Linked DNA regions of Homo sapiens: regions 1 and 3 are each linked to region 2. Evidence: chromatin contacts called from ENCODE Hi-C or POLR2A ChIA-PET data. All regions are on one chromosome and are shown on one strand. The core of a region is the stretch at or near the end of the contact, and the rest is flanking DNA. Distances in the headings are between cores, read along the strand shown.

Region 1 (4,422 bases), core at 969-3,468, 180 kb before region 2:
AGGGAGGCCTTCTCGCTCCCCAGGGCTCGCTCCCCAGGGAGCTCAGCTTGGAGGGAGCTTCTCATCCTATTCAGAGGCGAGGGGACAGCGGGAGAAGGCCTCTTGCTTTATCGATCAGCGCTCTGTGAGACTCATGCTTCTCAGGCCACTCAAAACAAAAACCACATCACCAAGATCTGAAGCCACTCCTGACTTTCCTGTCAGCAAACTTGGAAAGTGGCTCCCATTCCTTGATGCCACTCAGAAACGAAACACACCTAACAGCCATCGAGCACTGCCCACAGCACTTAGCATGGAAACTGAACGTCATCAAAGGAATTGCCCTAGAGGTCATCGCCTCCCTGGGTTTTGTGTTTCTTCCTCCCTAGGCTGTTGGGCTAACCCTGGACCATTCCCTGGGGAACCGGGACAGGGTAAGGTGGCATTCCCTGGAGAACCGGGAACCGGGACCCGGTAAGGTGGCATTCCTACACTCACCAGGCTGGGCTACAGGTTTCTGGGGGAACAGGGATGATTTCCCTGGAATATGCAAGAACTGACAATTGCCTGGCCCCCCCGCAGTCGGGAGGTCCTGGCCCTCCCTGCACCTGCTCAGAGTGTGTCTGCAGAATCCACTCGGGTGCGTGGGGCGTGACGTATCATCCTCAGCGGGGAGCGGGTGGAGGGCATCCGTAGAGGGAAGGAGCAGGTGTCTGGAACTGGGGGTGGGTACTTTTGTGGCACACAAGGACCCCCAGCAGCTGCTCAGGGGGCTTGTCGGGGAGTGGGGGCGCGGTTAGTTATGGGAGTCATGATTCTTGGAAGTCATCCGCTGCTGATGCCATCCTGGGATTCTCTTCCACACAAGGAACATTGAGTTCCTACCGGGTACCTCCCAAGCCTTGGGGGATGCAGCGGAGAACAGAAGAAACCTCCTGTTCTCTAGACAAGGCCTTTGCCCTCATTCTCACAGCCGTGCCCGCCCTGCCTGCCCACAGCCATCAGCCTCACCTGCCCACACTCAGCCCCCTCTTCCCAGCCATCTCCACAACCCGCTCTGCTGAGGCCTGTCCAGTTGCCTGATCTCTGACCCGCCTGTCCGGCCGCCTGCCTCGAGGAAACGTCGGATCTCTTACACAATGCTCGCTGTCAAACCCTCCAGCCTTCCCCACCATCGCCGGGGGCCTTGACTTGCCCCTACACCAGAGCTGCAGGTCTTGTGGCAGCCGCGGGCCCAGGGCAAGCACCTGGGCCTTGTAACGACTGCCACCTGGTGGCCAGGATGGGGATGGACTCTGTTCGACGGCTGCCCAGCAGCAGGGTCCAAGGGGATTGGGGGGTGGGGGGGACTGGGTGGTCACATGCCCAGAAAACAGTGGGATAGGCAAGAAATGGCCTCAGGAATCCTCTCTGGGACAACTAAAAGGTGCTCTAAAAGCCTGTTTTTAATTTGCTCCAATGGATACTCAAACCCTAGGGGTTCATCAGAAGCTGATCCCCCAAGCCCCATTCCCCACTTCTACGATGGTGTCAACCAGGGTTGGAGTCAGAGGGACTGCAGGGCCCACACGGCAGGCACAGTCAAGAGAATGTGAAGGGAGGGTCTCCAGGTGCCCAGCAGAGGCGTCCCTGGGAAGCCTTCCGAAGTCAACCCAAAAGGTCCTTCTATCTGGTCCTTCACACCCACTTTCCAATAGCACATCTGGACTGGCAGCAAGGAACCTTGCCCTGCAGGGCCCGTCCGTCCGTCCATCCGTCCGTCCGTCCATCCATCCATCCATCCATCCATCCATCCAGCAGGGTCCATCCACCCATCCATCCATCCCTCCAATATCTGCAGAGCAAGTGCCTTCCACAAACTTGGTTCATTAAGAAGGGGCCCGGGTGCCTGTGCATACACAGAACTGGGCTGTGGGAGATACAGGGGGACTTCTGCAGCCTGGGTCCCTGAGGTGTCAAAAGGGAACAATGACCACTCTTGACAAAGACAGCCACTAGAGAAGCCACCTTGAGTTGGAGAAGCAGAGAACCAGGTCCCAGAACTTGAGTTGCCAAGGATTCCAGGGCAGCTAGGAACCCAGTGGGGATTCAGGTAAAGGACCTCAGATACCGAGACTGTCAAAGGCCGACAATGCCGCCTCCGAGAGGACCGGGTGAGGCATCTGCAGCTGGAGCTCATCAGGGGCTGAGCAGGAGGCTGTTCCTGGCCCCCTGGGGATCCACGATGGATGCCAGCTCCAGCCAGGCCCCGCCTTCTAACGGGAGGTCCGGGAACCTTATGAACCAGAAAGGGCTTGCTTTATCCTGCAGCCCGTATCAGTCCAACCGGATGGCCAAATGTGCGGCTGCATCCCTTGGCTGGCTCATCTGGCAGATCCTCCTTAGGAGGAGGTAGGGAGGCCAAGGACCCCGCTGTTCCTCGGTCTCCATTGGGCAGCAGGAAGGGCCCCAGGGGTCCAGTGCAGGACAGACTTTTCCACTGGTTTTGGGGCCTGGCAGCTTCATCCCCAGTATCTGGGTAGCTGGTTCTGATTTCAAAGCTCTGAGTTCAGATATGTACCCAAGCCTTCTGGGCTGGTCAGGTGAGGCTGATGGTGGTCACTGAAGTCTGTGCTGGTGCCCAGTCACACTGCCCTGGGTCTCACCATGTGGTCAGGCTGGGGCTAGTGAGGGCTCTTAGCTCAGATGACGGCTCCCCACATCTCAGCTTCCACACAGAAGGGCTCTGGCCCTGACCCCCCCCCCCCCCGCCCCCCGCCACCACTCATCAGCTGATCACATCCACAATTGTATAGCTCACCAGTGCTGATTTTTGAGGGCCTGGAAGCTTGCAATCTCGTGTGTGTGTGGGAGGCCACCGCTGATCTCTCCACGGTGCATCCTTGCCCTTCAGATGCGTGATCTTGACTTACCCAGGTGAGGCTTAAGTGAGGTCTCTCCCTCCCTAGACTTACCATGGACAATTATCAACAATGCAGCCACACACCCAGCTGCACACCTACACTGTGCTGAGGCCCTGGGACTTACACCATGCCCTGCAAAGTGCCATCTTCCTAGCCCACCTGCAGTGGAACCAGCGGGGCTGCTGAGCCACCATGCTCAAGCTGAGGATGCGTTTCCAGGAACAAAGGGGCAGAGGGCACGTGGGACGTCGTTGGGGCAGCAAGAGGCGAGGGCCTGGCTTTGGGGTGCTGCTGGAGGACAGCACCATTTCCCTCCGCCCCGTCCACCCAGCAGATGTCTGGTTAGCATTCCCGGCCCTCTTCCTCACATGGGTGCGTGGCAGAGTGGTGACAATGGCCACAGCTGTTCATGCCTGAGAAGCTGCCCAGCTCTGATGAGGCCTTGTTGTAGCATGAACCTACTATCTCCTCAAGACGCTTGGATCCAACCATTTAACCACACTGAAATCTACACTTCACAGACCTGTACCTGTTAAACCCTGCAGCTTCCTAAGGGGCACAGTCCCGGAGACCCACCAAGACAGCGCCTGGATTCCAGCCTCTCCCAGCCACCCCAGTGCCATCCTCTCACCCAAGACCTGGACTGAGAGCCACCTGGGGCTCCTGTGGCCAGCCTGCGGGCCCATCCCTGTGCCCTGGTCAGCCACGCTGCTGAGCAGGACCCCTGCTGTTCGCCTCAAGGGCCGTCATCGTGTGCGCCACTCGGGTCTTTGCATGGCGAAGCTTTCTCAGGTCCTGAGCGAGGCAGTGCCTGGTGCCTGCTGCTCCCCAAGTCTTTACCACGTGGCGGACCCTGCCTGGTTTGAGGACAGTTTACCAACAGTCAGCTTTCTGGGCTGCTCTTGCCCCATGTCTGCAAACACCTAGAAACTGATGGCCCTATCCCAGATGACAAAGGGTGGACACACATTTCCGGGGACAATCCTGAGGCTCCAGGAAAATGCCCTCAACAGGTTCTGAAGCCACAGCGCAATTCCAACGCCTGCCCCCCTGTGGCCATGTCCACACCCTGCAGGCTGCCTGCAGCCCCTTTGGAGGGTTAGAGCCCCTTAGGCCTGGGATGCATCCTCCACCTGGAGTGCAGCTCTAGAGCTGGGTGGCTGGGGGTGGGGTGTGGGGGCACTGGTAGGCCACGGGGAGGCAGATGGGGGCCAGGCAGGAGGCCGCTAGGATGGGGTGGTTCCGATGTGTCTCCTGAGCAGGCAGGGTGCCACATGCCCATACATGCTGGTAACGCCCACGGATTAGAGGTGTGGGGTGAATGGCAAGGGGTGGGGGAAGATGCTCTTAGTCCCAATGCCAGTGCCTGCTTAGGGCCCATCCCGCTGCTTGGGGAGCCTCCAAAGAAAGACAGCACCCTCACCAGGGAAAGCCTCTTCCCAGACAGAGGATGTTTCTGGAAGCCACTCTGGGATGCAAACAGGGTCCCGAGCAGCAGGGAACAGCCGACTCTCCCTCTGTCCCTTCCCCACCTGGGGTA
Region 2 (4,365 bases), core at 636-3,135:
AGCAGAACCATAAGCCAAAATGAAACAAACTAGCATCTTTTCCATGTTCAAGCTACACAGACCAAAGACTTCATCAACCACCAGAGTAACTTCCCATGTGCTGTTCCCTCACCTCCTCCACCAGACAAGCACAGAAGCCCTGAAGCAAGCCTTTAGCATTCCAAAAAATATTTTTCCCAGACAGGATAATATAGAAGAAATACATACCACACTCATTAGAGTTACTTTATTGGATTTGAAACATAGACAAATTCGACTCTTAACAACAGAATATCCACAGATCACAGTCAGCAACCACAAGTCTTCACCATCAAATAGATGGCGGCATCCAAGCTCCATAAATACAGATTTGTACTAGGCCCACACAGGCCAGCCACACCAGTGGCAGGAACCTGATCCAGAGCTGATTCGGCTGTGAGCACAGCTTCCTGTTCACATTTTTATTTGTTAACTGTAAAGAAAGTTTCAGAAGAGGTAAAGATCTAGAACAGAAAGGCAATATTCTCCTGACTCAAACAATGAGTTTGTTCCTTGAGCATGAAATGTGAGTCCTGCCCAGATCCCACAAGTGCATGACAGAAAGTGGTGCAGTGTCCAGTTCCTCTCGTCTATTGAAGGGATACTTTTATTAAAAGAAGCAGGAAGGAAGAGCAATGGTGCTTTTAAACAGAGTAAAATAAGGCGAGTTCCAGAAGCAACATTATATGGTATGGGGTACCTCCCCAAAACTCCCCAGTGCAATGCCCAAATAAATATGGTCACAATGGGAAGAAAGCCCTCACATGGGTAAAAAAATTGATCACAAAAATAATAAACGCACACCCTAAATTATCCTTCTACAATTCATCTCCTTAGTTGCAATCCCAAAATTGAATCTGTAAGAATACAGATTATACTTCAGTAATATTTTCAGTGACTAGAATTCACCAACATTAGCCTTCCTAAAAACTTTCCACTAAAATCAAGGGCCTCCCTGGAAAGAGTTGACCATGCAACACTCCAAATTCACACTACACCACTAAGAGCTTACACAAGGAATTTCTCCTTGTATCAATGCATAGTAAATTTCTTCTCCTTCCTATGAGGGTTTTTCAGTTGCACATTCTTCTATATTGTATGCTTTCTTCCATCCTCACAAATGCACAAAATTTAGGTGGCATTCAAATTTTTTCTAACCTTTATCAGAAGAAAAAGGAGTGGAAACAAAAAGGAGCAAACAGTATAATTCAAAAACTTCATTTAATATCTACTTGGGTAAGAATTCAATTTGTCCTAAATCTTATTCTGACTGGCTCCCTAAATAAACCACAGTGAAAGCCATCTGTCTGAACCTGCTCTGCAACAGGACACCCCAAAAGCACAACTTCCCCTGGGTAGAAGAAACTAGTGTCTGGCTATCAAGCAGTGGGTACGAAATGAGGCCTTGTCAATGACTGCCTTCTCAGCACCAACTACTCTTTTTACTCCATTTAAGAGAATAGAATTCCAAGTCACATGACAACATACACATATGCAAAAAATGCTATCCGATTCTAAAACAGATACAAAAATAAACAAAATACCTAAACTTCAATTTCTAACACAAAAGTCAATGCATACTTTTTTTAATTGCCAAAGAATTTTCCATAAGCTCTAAAAGGAAGATGAGTCTGCTTCCTTTTGAAGGCAAGAGACTAAGTAAAAACTGATGTGACATAACCTTTCATTTTTAAAAAAATCAATTTTAAGGTGTTATTGTTGCAATCATAATTCACAACTGTTCCCTGAATATGTCAGACTTCAGAAAAAGATCACAAAAATTATAATTTGCTCTGGCAAACAGGCTCTCAATCAAAACAAGGTTCCACCCACCTTCAAAGCAACCAATAGAAGCCCACCTACCATCCTTCCTAAAACATCCAAACAGAGCTGCTCTGCGGCCCAGGCATTCCATACTAGCCACAAGGCAAGGGGGCGGCCTGCAGGCTTGCTCTGCAGGTCTTGAAGGCAAACAAGCTTGGCAACACACACCCAGCACGACTGAGGTTAAGATTATACTACGAGCCGAAGAGGTAAGGGGAAGAGGACAGGGACAGAGGGACCCGCAAAGCTTCACATTCTATATCTGCTGAATGCCTCTCCGGTAGTCCCCATTCTTAGTTCTGATTTTACGCTTCACAATACCACCTACATGGCCAGCTAGGGCTGAATTAAAGGCTCTCAGGAACATGCACTATGAATGATGAAATGATTCATAAACACCTTCAGAAGTGAGAAAGAGCAGCAAAACCCATCACTGTTTCGGTGAGGCCAGGGGAAGATAGCCTACCTGCAGGGGCTGAATGGATCATCCATGACTAACACGGGCTCTGGTGAGTCTAGCTGGATTCCTGAACCTTTACTTTCTGCTAAAACTCTGCCCTTTTCTACACTAACAACTCAAAATGGAGGCACATGCAGTCTCAGAGACCTCATAGAGCTTTCACTGAGCTTGTGCTATGACCTAAGCCTTCACGCAGAACGCAGAAACTTCCCCTCACTCTGACAGGACTGAGCATGTGCTGTGACCCTCCCTCATCCACACACTGTCTCTCCACGACGCAATCAATCTCAACCCTGCTGTTTCCGTAAATAAAGCCCAGCCAACAGACTCTGCAGCTTCTCCCTGCACACCAAGCTAGTGTGCAGGGAAGTGGGGCCTTAGAAAGGGGATCCAAGACAGCCAACAGCAGGGAACTGAGCAAGCCCAGCCATGGAGAGGCTTCAGTTAAATGCCCTGCTCTGTCAGGAACTCAGCAAGCCAAGCCACGGAGGAGCGTCAGTTAAATGCTCTCTGCTCTGTCAGCACAACAGCAAGTTTTGTCTTTTTTTTTTTTTTTTTAAGGTAAATGGTGATTTTAAAAAGCAAGATCACCAAGAAATAGAATCAAAAGACAGATATGAATGACTACACACAAGATCAACTAATAGAAATACTGCAACACATTTAAAAACATAGTAGTAGCTACTTAAGAGAAGCAACTTCACAAATTTCTTTTTGAAACTCTAAACATTTTGAAAAAGACCAAACAATCCGGGTAAAGTTATGGAGTGCTTGGCCTTGTCACACAGGTACAGACACAGTGTAGATGGTATTGTGAGCAGGGTAGCTAAAGAAAACTGTATTTTCTGCAAACAGCTTAATCTTCCTTAGATAAGAAACTAAAAATAATAAATAAAACATTCCCCAAATAATAAATTAAAACATTTCCTAAAGTAATACTAGCCCAATCAAGTCTAGCTTGAAGAATCTAATTCTAACAATTAGAAAGACAGGAAGGTTCAAGATTCAACATCGTGCCACAAACACATGAACATCCAAAAATCTCATTTGAGGTCCTGATTCAAAATACTAAGGCAGATCCATATAAGAAATCCTAGCTTTGGATGTGCAGGCTTAGTTTCCACTTACAAACTAAGAGGTGATTCTATAGATTATTAATCAGTTACAAAAAGAAAAAGAAATGGAAGACCATGAACCTCGCCAAAATTATAAAGGACAAGATAGGGCAGGAAAGGGCAGTGCCAATTCTGTTTCCCAGAAATGTAATGGAATGTCAGGAAATTAAAGCCTGTTGAAAAGAACACACAGTGTCCTCAAGATTCCTACAGTGAATGCAGAATCAATTCCATTTCCATAGCACTCCCGTTTATGCTATGAAATAAACTAAATTCTGAAACTATGATTCAATAAACTCTTATCCTGCCGATAATGTAATTTAGAAAATACAAGAAATGCCAAGTACACTTAAATACGTTTTCCTTTGACCTAACACATGAAACAAGTATCTACAGGCTGGAAGAACATTTTCCCTTATTGGTATGTGAGACAACATATTCCCAAAACTGCTGTTACTACCAACAGTCTAGAGAAAAATACTTTCTAAACACAAAAGCAATGGAATTAGAACCTAGCAGCCAAATAATATGAATATGAGCAGCAAAGAATTTCCTCCCAAAAGTGTATATATTAAAAAAAAACAAACTATCTAACCCTTTCATATGGAAAATGTTTACTTGAAGAAATCAACACAAAATAATATGTAATAAATTCATCAGTCTCTGAAAGCCCATGAAACTGTTACATAGAGCACACTATAAAAACGGTTACTGTAACAGCAAGTTAAGAAATGTGGATTCTAATTTTGGTCTCATTAGATGCCCTGAGTTACCAAAATCCAATGGCCTTCCCCTGTGATAATGGATTCCAATGGTGGCGCCAGCCTTTGTGGATATCCTCTTCATTGTCTTTCCTGGTGCTGGCATCTCACAGTTGGCTTCACATGCCATGCCACCAAGACAGACAGCCCTTTCTCTTGTTACCCCTCAGGGGCAGCGTACCCCAGC
Region 3 (4,218 bases), core at 948-3,447, 180 kb after region 2:
TTACCATCACAGTCTTCCCTCCCCTAACCTACAATGTAAAAAATGAATTGCCATATAGCTGAAGGCACCGGGATGGGGGTGAGGGGAATACACACACACACACACACACACACACACACACACACGCACACACTCCCTCCCTCCCTCTCTCAGGCATTTCAAAAATAATCACAACCATGTAGATTGTAACATATCCTATACGCTATAAAAACACACACACAAAGGAAGTGGTACAGCTACATTACGTCAGCTCTTGCCTCAATTCATAAATGCAAAAACCACAAAACAAGACAAAAATCTAAACGGCCTTTTTCTGGAAATCTTAGAGTGAATGAATGTGGGTTAAGTCTTTAAATATGTTATTGAACACTTCTCGCAGATGCATTGCTTTCATCAGCCACGGGGAGGGAAAAAGTGTAATCTTGGTCAATTCTATCATGCAACCAGATCAAATAACATTTCAAGTGCAGCCTGCCAAGCGCCAGCGCCTGCCGGAGTACAATGAGCGCTCAACTGCTCTGGACTGAAAAACCATCTTTCACTGGTCCCAGGGATCTTTATAAAATAGTTTAAACACTACTAAATTACAGAGTTAGAAAAAAAAAATACAAGCTCAACTCTGCTGCCCCCACACTATTGTGAAGCTGCTGTTAAGCATCTAAAAATCTGCCTTGTGTAATTTACTAGGCAATGTAAATATTCAGAAAGGCAACTGCCTCTCAGAGCCCAAGTCTAACACATGCATAAAAATGTAGAGTTGGTTGTGCTTCTGGAAATAATTGCCCACAGATCAACGTGCTTACATGGGATATTGTTCCCATCTGTAAGGTTTCAAATCATGTCTACTTTAAATTTGGAGTTTCCAGAAAGAGGAAAAAAAAAAAAAAGCCAGAACTCAAAACAGTAATTTTGGCACAGAATTGTGAGGACTTTGTTAAATCTGTTCTCAACTTTTACTCAGTGTCTCAATCTTAAAACACAGAGGCACAAAGGGAAAATGGAATTTCTCTGTAGACACCCGTGTTCATTCACAGACCATTTTTTAGATTTTCCGTGTGGCTGAGAGGCCTCCAGCCAAACAATGCCCACAGAGCGCGGGGCACATGTGCGCCAGGGACGCTTAAGGGCTGCAAGTAAAACAAAGTAACCTATTACAGGAGTTTCCTTCTCAGCAAACAAAAAGTGGTCAAGCAGGTCTCCCTACAGTTTCAGAAAACAAGAGTTGAGTAAACAAGAGAGGAGAAACAAGGAAGACAGCATCCCACACTAAAAAATTCTTTTAACAATTTAAACGTAAAACAATCGTCAAGAGTACCTCCGCATTTTAGCTACTCTGGCAAAATAACAGTAGTTCGGTCCAAGAAGAAAATTTCATTTGTCACTTAAGTAGCCTCAAATCAAGTCCATCAAATTCATTTTATTTTTAAACTTGTTTATTCCACAGTAAAGCAATGAAGTTTCTGATCAAAGAGCGACTTCTGCATTATACTCGGCTTCAAAAGCACTTTCCTTTCAGAAGAAAAAAATAAAAATATATACATATACATGTATTTTTAAATAGTGTTTTCTCTCCCCCCTCAAAAAAATGTTTTCTGTTCGATTTAATTAACTGAGATTTCAAGAGTTTGGGGCTACTTAAAAACTAGTGAGCCCAACAGAAATGCAATGGGACACGGCAAATACTGACTCCCCGTTCCTGGAAAGCCATCATCATTCTTAGGAACACCCGAGTTCCATCTTTCTAGGGTCGGCTGGAACACTCCGTGCACCCACCCCGAGCCCCCCGCCCGCACTTGTCCAACTTTCTGGCCCGAGATTCGCGTCCCCCTCGACGCACGAGGCCGCCGGCCACTTGCCTGCGGCCCGCTGGCGGCGAGAGCTGAGCCCGCGGGCCTGGTCCTCCTCCTCCGGCGCAGGGCCCCGCCAACTCCGGACCCGCGGAAAGGGGCGGCGCAGGCGGGCAGGTGGGGGCCCGGGGAGTGAAGTGCACTTGCTAAAACAAAAGGAGGCCTGAGCGGCCGCAGGGCACCGCGGCGCGGGCGCAGGTCCCGGCGGCTTGGCGGCTCCGGGAGGCGGTGGCCGCGCGGGGCCCCGCCCGCGGCTAGGGAGGCGGCCGCCCTGGCCCGAGCCTGCTGCCCACGGCCGCGGCACTCAGCTCGCACTCCTTCAGCCCGGGAGGCCGGGCCAGCACTGCCACATGCCGGTGACCCAGACGCCGGGAGAGAAAGAGCAGACTCCCCGCGACGGCGGCGGCCGGCAAAACCCGGGCTGGAGCCCAGCCCGCTCCGCGCGCACCCCTGCTGGCCGCCGCCGCGGGCGCGCGCACACACAATGCCAGCTGCAATTTTATCTCCTTCGTTGCTTGGCCAGCCTCCACCCGCTCCAATCCTCCCTCCCCTCCGACAGCCGGAACTGGGAGCCTGCGTGATTGATGGCAGCTCTTAATAGCGTGGTCAGCTAGAAAATGCATCTGCAAGCAAGATATTAAAGAGGCAGCGCATCCCTGTGAGTGATCAGCATTTCACACATCCTAGAGCTGCCTCTGCTTCTGCCAGGAATATTAATGCCAACCACCTCTGACGTCTAATAAATGCAGATGAAACAACCAACAATCACAGACAAGCTAAACATTTATTTCAAAGATGCACCGGGAGAAAGCAGCATTGTTTCGTGTCAAAGAACACTTCTGACCCCAGTTTTCCTTACACATTAAGAATTCTCTGCAAGCCATTTGTTTAAAAATCTCACCAATCCCTTTTCCACAAGTAAATAAAGATCCATCTGTTAGACAAGACATAGCTTAAATTGTGCATGATTGAAATTCATCTAATAAGGAAGCAAAATAAGTGCACATTCCTTACCATGTGGCTTTAAATAAACATATAACCTACCAGCTACCAGATTCCAAACTCCCTCATTAATTCAATTTTTATGTGAATCTTAACAGATTACCAACTGTTAATTTCAAACTAATTTCTTACCCACCCACAATTAATTCTGGTAAAAAATATATATATCAACTTGCTAAATTTTATTAAAATTAAAGTACATTTAAAGCATGTATTCTCTAGTGGTGATAGCCAAGATCATTTTGTCCTCCCAAAGACATTGTATAGGAATTTTTTAAATGTATTCCTATAAAATACAAATTCTAACTATTAAGTTCACTCAGTGTCAACCCAAATTAGAAAGGTACAAGCTGAAAATTTAAATGATTACTTCTGGTATCTTCACTATTACACCTTTCCCCTTCCAGGCAAGTTTCATGGAACTCTCAAATAGCTTCATAAATGTTAATTAGACTTTCCAAGGCCCTATAAAGTGGCTGCATTATCAGGTACTCTCTTTCCAATAAACAGAGAAATTTAGACAGATTAAAGTGATTTGCCTATAGTCTCTCAACAAGATGGGGGTGGGGCCAGGCTGAATAGAACCCAGGGGTCCTGCTTTGTTGCCACAGACAGCCAAACAGACATGCACATGCATGTTTGCTATTTAAAGATAACTCTGCTGGTCTCTCTTTAAAGACAAATCAAGTTATTCTACAGGACATAGAAATATCTGTCTCAAACTCCTAACACAGCACATGTACTGAGAGCAAGAGCTGATGAGGCATAATGTCTTTGCCCCCCTGAAAGGTGGCTGTGATCAATACAAATCAGAGATGGTCTGTAGTGCAAATCTAGCTCTGCTATAAGCTCCACTAAACACCATTCCTCAGTGAAACCATCCTGAGGGGGACCTGTGACTTGAAAATCTGCTTCATATCCAAGTGGCTATGAGATTACTCCATATATGTCAGAGATGAAATTGATCCTAAAGCCTTGCTACAAAGCTACTCCTGTACTTGGACACACTTCCAATTTTCTAACCAGCTATATCCAGACACATGGCACAGGCTGAAAAGAATTTCTTTTTTCTTTTCTACAGACCATTTTAAAAGTGCCAGTTTATAGTGAGTTGGAAAAGGCTGGTGAGAAGAAGCAAACCGCTCTATTCTGAATTCATACTGTACCTAGTCTCTCAGGGATTCTAAATGCTTTGACAGCATTTTATGCCACTCAAATTCTTTTGTGCTCATCTTGCACCTGCTGCTAATCCAACCTGCACCCAGCCCCCCACTTTGCAGTTACACCAGTTTTTCCACTTCCCCCAGGTATAGGGATTTCTACCACAGGCCAGCAGGCTTCTTCCCACCAGAGCAGGAATAATCTCCTT

The links. A loop is a pair of places that touch in the nucleus more often than their neighbours do. ChIA-PET counts read pairs that join two places held with the same protein, here RNA polymerase II (POLR2A). Pooled maps may share reads with other maps.
Region 1: a loop to region 2 is called in a map of heart right ventricle, with 2.6 times the contacts of the local background. The contact joins two enhancer-like sites. A Hi-C loop is called at or near these places in 2 of 168 maps with a recorded cell type or tissue (both heart right ventricle) and 4 of 50 pooled maps.
Region 3: a loop to region 2 is called in a map of naive thymus-derived CD4-positive, alpha-beta T cell, with 3 times the contacts of the local background. The contact joins two enhancer-like sites. A Hi-C loop is called at or near these places in 1 of 168 maps with a recorded cell type or tissue (naive thymus-derived CD4-positive, alpha-beta T cell) and 11 of 50 pooled maps. POLR2A ChIA-PET finds 5 or more read pairs at or near these places in 18 of 52 experiments (AG04450, B cell, CD8-positive, alpha-beta T cell and 13 more).

Annotation. Positions count from the first base shown.
Region 1 is chr1:8,347,922-8,352,343 of GRCh38, forward strand. No RefSeq gene overlaps it. Among named protein-coding and RNA genes, the nearest start is that of SLC45A1, 32 kb to the left of the region's middle. RefSeq lists an enhancer at 1,942-2,762. Within about 2 kb of position 2,219, at least 10 of the 41 ENCODE cell types and tissues checked have a DNase peak (open chromatin) inside an H3K27ac peak, as active enhancers do; they include heart right ventricle, where a contact is called at or near this core.
Region 2 is chr1:8,523,451-8,527,815 of GRCh38, forward strand. All of the region lies in intron 7 of RERE (arginine-glutamic acid dipeptide repeats), which reads right to left. Among named protein-coding and RNA genes, the nearest start is that of SNORD128, 31 kb to the left of the region's middle. RefSeq lists a silencer at 1,800-2,094 and an enhancer at 1,911-1,960. Within about 2 kb of position 1,886, at least 38 of the 41 ENCODE cell types and tissues checked have a DNase peak (open chromatin) inside an H3K27ac peak, as active enhancers do; they include B cell, PC-9 and heart right ventricle, where a contact is called at or near this core.
Region 3 is chr1:8,701,199-8,705,416 of GRCh38, forward strand. The region is part of intron 1 of RERE (arginine-glutamic acid dipeptide repeats); the gene reads right to left. Among named protein-coding and RNA genes, the nearest start is that of RERE, 110 kb to the right of the region's middle. RefSeq lists silencers at 21-120, 1,836-2,455. Within about 2 kb of position 2,198, at least 32 of the 41 ENCODE cell types and tissues checked have a DNase peak (open chromatin) inside an H3K27ac peak, as active enhancers do; they include B cell and PC-9, where a contact is called at or near this core.